Linked DNA regions of Homo sapiens: region 2 is linked to region 1. Evidence: read pairs that join two places in POLR2A ChIA-PET (ENCODE). Cell type or tissue: PC-9. All regions are shown on one strand. Region 1 overlaps REC114 (REC114 meiotic recombination protein). Region 2 overlaps LOC105370891 (a long non-coding RNA gene).

The links. ChIA-PET counts read pairs that join two places held together with the same protein. Peaks named below come from ENCODE experiments on the same cell type or tissue, not always from the same donor. Only the 100,000 strongest peaks of a DNase experiment are listed, where the experiment ranks them.
Region 2: POLR2A ChIA-PET joins it to region 1 with 5 read pairs; 2 of 35 experiments call an interaction of 5 or more read pairs at or near these places.

Annotation. Positions count from the first base shown.
Region 1 is chr15:73,469,457-73,471,956 of GRCh38, forward strand. The region is part of intron 1 of REC114 (REC114 meiotic recombination protein); the gene reads left to right. Among named protein-coding and RNA genes, the nearest start is that of REC114, 28 kb to the left of the region's middle. In PC-9, no CTCF peak of the experiment used is centred here; no DNase peak of the experiment used is centred here.
Region 2 is chr15:73,649,940-73,652,439 of GRCh38, forward strand. The region is part of intron 2 of LOC105370891 (a long non-coding RNA gene); the gene reads left to right. Among named protein-coding and RNA genes, the nearest start is that of NPTN, 18 kb to the left of the region's middle. In PC-9, no CTCF peak of the experiment used is centred here; a DNase peak (open chromatin) is centred at 1,102.

The DNA of each region.
Region 1 (2,500 bases):
AGGCCTCTGGGTGCAGTGTGCAGAGTGCAGTGGTGCAATCATAGCTTACAGCAGCCTCGAACTCCTGAGCTCAAGTGATCCTTCTGCTTCAGCCTCCCAAGCAGCTGGGACTACAGGCGTGTACCACCGTGCCTGGCTAATTTTTACATTTTCTGTAGAGATCAAGTCTTGCCATGTTGCCCAGGCTGATCTCAAATTCCTGGCCTTAGGCAAGCCTTAGACTCTTTTTTTTTTTTTTTTTTTTTTAAGACTCCGTCTCCCTCCTTTGCCCAGGCTGGAGTGCAGTGGCGCGATCTTGGCTCACTGCAAGCTCCACCTCCTGGGTTCACGCCATTCTCCTGCCTCAGCCTCCCGAGTAGCTGGGACTACAGGTGCCCGCCACCATGCCCGGCTAATTTTTTGTATTTTTAGTAGAGATGGGGTTTCACTGTGTTAGCCAGGGCAAGCCTGTGCTGAGATTGTAGGAGTGAGCCACTGTGCCTGGCCTTACTCTAGCTTTTGACTAGCATTAGCTTGGTATATATTTTTTCTATCCTTTTGTTTTTAACCTGTTTGTTTTTATATTTAAAGTGCATTTCTTGTAGGCAGCATATAGCTTGTTTTGTCTTTTTTATCCAATCTGACAACCTCTGCCTTTAATTGAGGTGTTTACATTTAAATGTACTATTATATTTAATATGATTATTGATAGGGTTGGGTTTCAGTCTGTTATCTTGCTATTTGTTTTATAATTTTCCCATCTGTTCTTTGTTCCCTTTTAATTTTGATCTTGCCTTTCGTTTGGATAAATTGAATATTGTTTATCAATATAATCCCATTTATCAGTTATCTTTTAAAGATATTTAGGTAAAATTTTTATGCATTTGCCCATGTAATTATTATTTCCTGCACTCTTCATTCTTTTGTGGAGATCTTAGTTTTTATCTGATAACATTTTCTTTCTTCCTGAAGGACTTCCTTTCACATTTCTTTCAGTGCAGATCTGCTGGTGATGAATTCTTTCTGAAGACATCTTTATTTCCTTTGAAAATTTTGCATCTTAATATGGTGCCTTCATTTAAAAGTTCTTATTTACTTAACCATCCAACAAAATATTGGGTGTCTATTGTGTGCCAGGTACTATCCTAGGCATTTGAATATAACAGTGTCCAAAACGGGGAAAAAAAAATCTCTATCTTCATGGAGCTTAATTTCTGCTCAGGGAAGACTAGTAACAAGTAAATATAACAAAGTGGTAAGAGCTATGGATAAAAATAAAGCTGGAGAAGGGAATAGGAGTAGTGTGGTTTAGATAACATGGGGGAGTTTTCAGATGGATGGTTAGGAAAAGTTTTACCTGAAAACATGATATTTAAGCTAAGGTTTGAAGATGGAGTGAGTCGTGGTATCTAGAAGAAGAGAATTTCAGATAGAACAGCAATTGTAGAAGCCCTGAGGTTTATAATAATCAGTGTGCCTAGTGGGTTCAGGGAGCAGGAAGGAGGCTAGTGTGGCTGATGAGAGTGCACAGTAGGTGGGTGCTACAGGACAAGAGCAGAGAGGCAGTGGAGGGCCTAGACCGTGGAGTGCGTTGCAGGAGCTTCTGAATGAGATAGGGAGCTATTGCAGGGCTGTAAGCTGGAAATGACATGATCTGACTTATATTTTTAAAGGATCACTCTGGCTACTGTATTGAGAATAAACTCTGTGTTGGAGAAGGGAAGCAAGAACAGAAATTGAAAAGCCAGTTAGGAGATTATTATAATAATCCAACTAGAGAGAATGATAATTTAGACAAGACCTATAAGAAGTGGTTGAATTATGGATATTTTGAAGATAGACATGAAGGATTTGCTGATGGATTGGATATGGGTGTGAGAAAAGGAGTCAAGAATGATTCCATGGTTTAGCCAAAGAAATGGAAGGAAAGAATTAATTTCTTAAGTGTTGCATATAGAAACCTGAAAAAGAAGAAAATTATTTTCTGAGGTGAAAATGTTGTGATGTCAAATGTCTACAACAGCCTAGCACAGGGTAGGTACTTTGTAAATAGTGAATGAGAAGGTTAGGAGTTCAAGTTAGGGGCTGTTAATTTTGAGATAACTATTAAACCTTTACATGGAGATGTTGATTGGGTGATTAAATGTAGCAATTTGGAGGGCAAGAGAGTAGTCTAAACTGGGGCTCTCCTGGAAGTTGTTGGCTATGATTTGAAAAAAAAATAATTTGGGAAAAATAGAAATCTTTATAGTGAGTGTTTCTATCCAACAAGAGACATATGTAAGAATGTTCATAACAGTATTATTTGTAGTGAACCTAAACTGGAAAAAATACCCATCAGCAAACAAACAAACAAACAAAAAAAGGGTGGTATCATCATAGAAGGTATTCAAGAATCATGAAAATGAATACACATGCAACAACATTGATGGAGCCAAATGTCAAATAATTCTTTATGATTCCACTCATATAATTAAAACTAAAGTATAGTGTTAGAAGTCAGGATGGGAGATTATTTTAA
Region 2 (2,500 bases), 180 kb after region 1:
TACAATTCCTTCTTTATGAGGTCAATAATACAAACCCGTAATACTTGAATGAGTCGAGGTCCAATGGATTCTATTTTGCTTCATATTTGGACCATGACTTTGTTGTACACATTCTTTCCTAAAATTTCTAATTACCTTCCTCTTGTCGAGAAAACTAATGTAAGACTAAGCCACTAAGCTCTTCCAGCTTCTTATCTACCATTTTTGCTGAGAATCAATTCTACTCTTCTTCCTGAAGACATTCTTGTTGGATTCTACTGATCTGTTTTTCTTTTTCTTTTTCTTTTTCCTTTTTTTTGAGATGAAGTCTTGTTCTTTCTCCCAGGCTGGAGTTCAGTGGCACAATCTCGGCTCACTGCAACCTCTGCCTCCCAGGTTCATGTGATTCTCGTGCCTCAGCCTCCACAGTAGCTGGGACTACAAACATGCCTGCCACCACACTCGGCTAATTTTTGTTTCACCATGTTGGTCAGGCTGGTCTCAAACTCCTGACCTCTGGTGATCTACCTGCCTTGGCCTCCCAAAGTGCTGGGATTACTGGCATGAGCCACTGCACCTGGCCAACTGATCTGTTTTTCTGATATGAAATGATTGGCTTCTAGATCTGTTACAGTATGGTCTTAGTGAAACTCTTTTCCCCAGATGAGCACTACAGGAAGTATTGTAATGAACACTGGTAGATTCCCCAACTCACATCCCACTCAGAGGATTAGTCTAGATTAACAATAATAATCCCATTCATTTTGCTAGCGATTGGTTCAGAATTGTGACTCAATTCTGGCTAATGAGACACAAGAATAAATTAGCAAGGGGACTTCTGGGAAAGATTTTCGTCCCTAAGACGGGAAAAAACAGAAAACACAGTCCTTTTTCTTTGTCTGGACATTGTCATATCTAATTAGATATGACACCTGGAATTGTGGCAGCCATCTTGCTGTCAGCTTGAAGCTGAAGCCAACACTAAGGTGGCAGAACAGAGATATGGAAACAACCTGAGCTTCAGATGATATCATGGAGCTAATGACTCAACTAATTCTGGAAGCCCTGCATCTGGACTTTCTGTTTCCTTATTGCTTAAGCCAGTTTCCTGTCTCTTAGAACCAAATATTTTGTATGTAAAAAATTCTGTTAGTTTCTTGCACAATACTTTTTCTCCTCTTCTTTATTACTAGGAGAACCTCATTTTTTCCCACAGAGAGGCATTATACAAAAGAAAAGAAAGAAAGAAGGCAAGAAGGCAAGAAGGAAGGCAAGAAGGAAAGAAGGAAGGGAGGGAGAGAAAGAGGCTTTGCCCTTCAGATTCCTTTTTTCAGCTAGAGATGACTCTAAGACCCATCTAATTCTAGCGAATGAGATACAGATACAAATTTCTGAGTAGGGCCTCAGGAAAACCTTTTTAATGGGAATAAATTTGGTCTTCATACTTCCTCCTTCCTTCTCACTGAGAATGGAGATTTGATGCTTGGAATTACTGCAGCCATCTTGTGATAGGGAGGGTGAAGACCAAATGCTAGGGATGGCAGAAATGGAAAAAGAAGATGTCAGGAAAACTTAGGACATCCCTGAGCTGCTAAGCCAGTCATAAAATGCCTGTGACCAGACATTCTGTGATGTGGGAAAAATAAAACCTTATTTCTTTAAGCTGCCATTAATTGCAATATAGATAATACATCAAGAATCCAACCGCTTCCTCTTCCTTGGTTTTCACCTTCATTTTGCTTGATGATATCCTCAAGATTCTCTCTCTTAAAAAGTATGTGAGATAGATGCTTTCTTAGCCTTTGTCTGTCTGAAAATTCCTTATTTTGTTCTCATACTTGATTGATAGTTTGGATGTATTATACAGTGCTAGCTTAAAAACAATTTTCTCTCACAAGTCTTAAGACATTGCTCCATTTTCTTCTGGCATTTAATGTTACCGATGAGAAGTCCACTATTAATTTGATTTTGCACCAATGCAAGTAGTTTAAAAAATTTTGGGGGGGAGCTTTTAAAAAATTTTATTTTTGGTGTTCTGAAATTTCACAATGATATGTCAAGGTATGGGTCTTTTTCACTCATTATGTGCAATACTTGCTGGGCTCTTTCAATCTGAAAACTATTATGTCTTTATTACTTGAGATAAATTATGACCTTCTGTGCTCTTTTATTCTCTTTCTGAATGTTTGACTTTCTGTATTGATTGTCTCTTATATTTTCTATCATATTTCCCATCTCTTTTGCTTTTTCCTCTATGTTCTAAGAGATCTCCTTTATCTGCCAATTCTTCCATTACATTTCTAATTTCAGCCATTACAATTAAAATTTTAAGAACAGTTTCTTGGTTGGGTGTGGTGGCTCATGCCTATAATCCCAGCACTTTGGAAGGCCAAGGCAGAAGGATTGCCTGAGTCCAGGAGTTTGAGACCAGCCCATGCAACAAAGTGAGACCTTGTCTTCTTAGTAAATAACAACAACGACAAAATTAATAATAACAAGGAACAGTTTCTTATTCTATGAT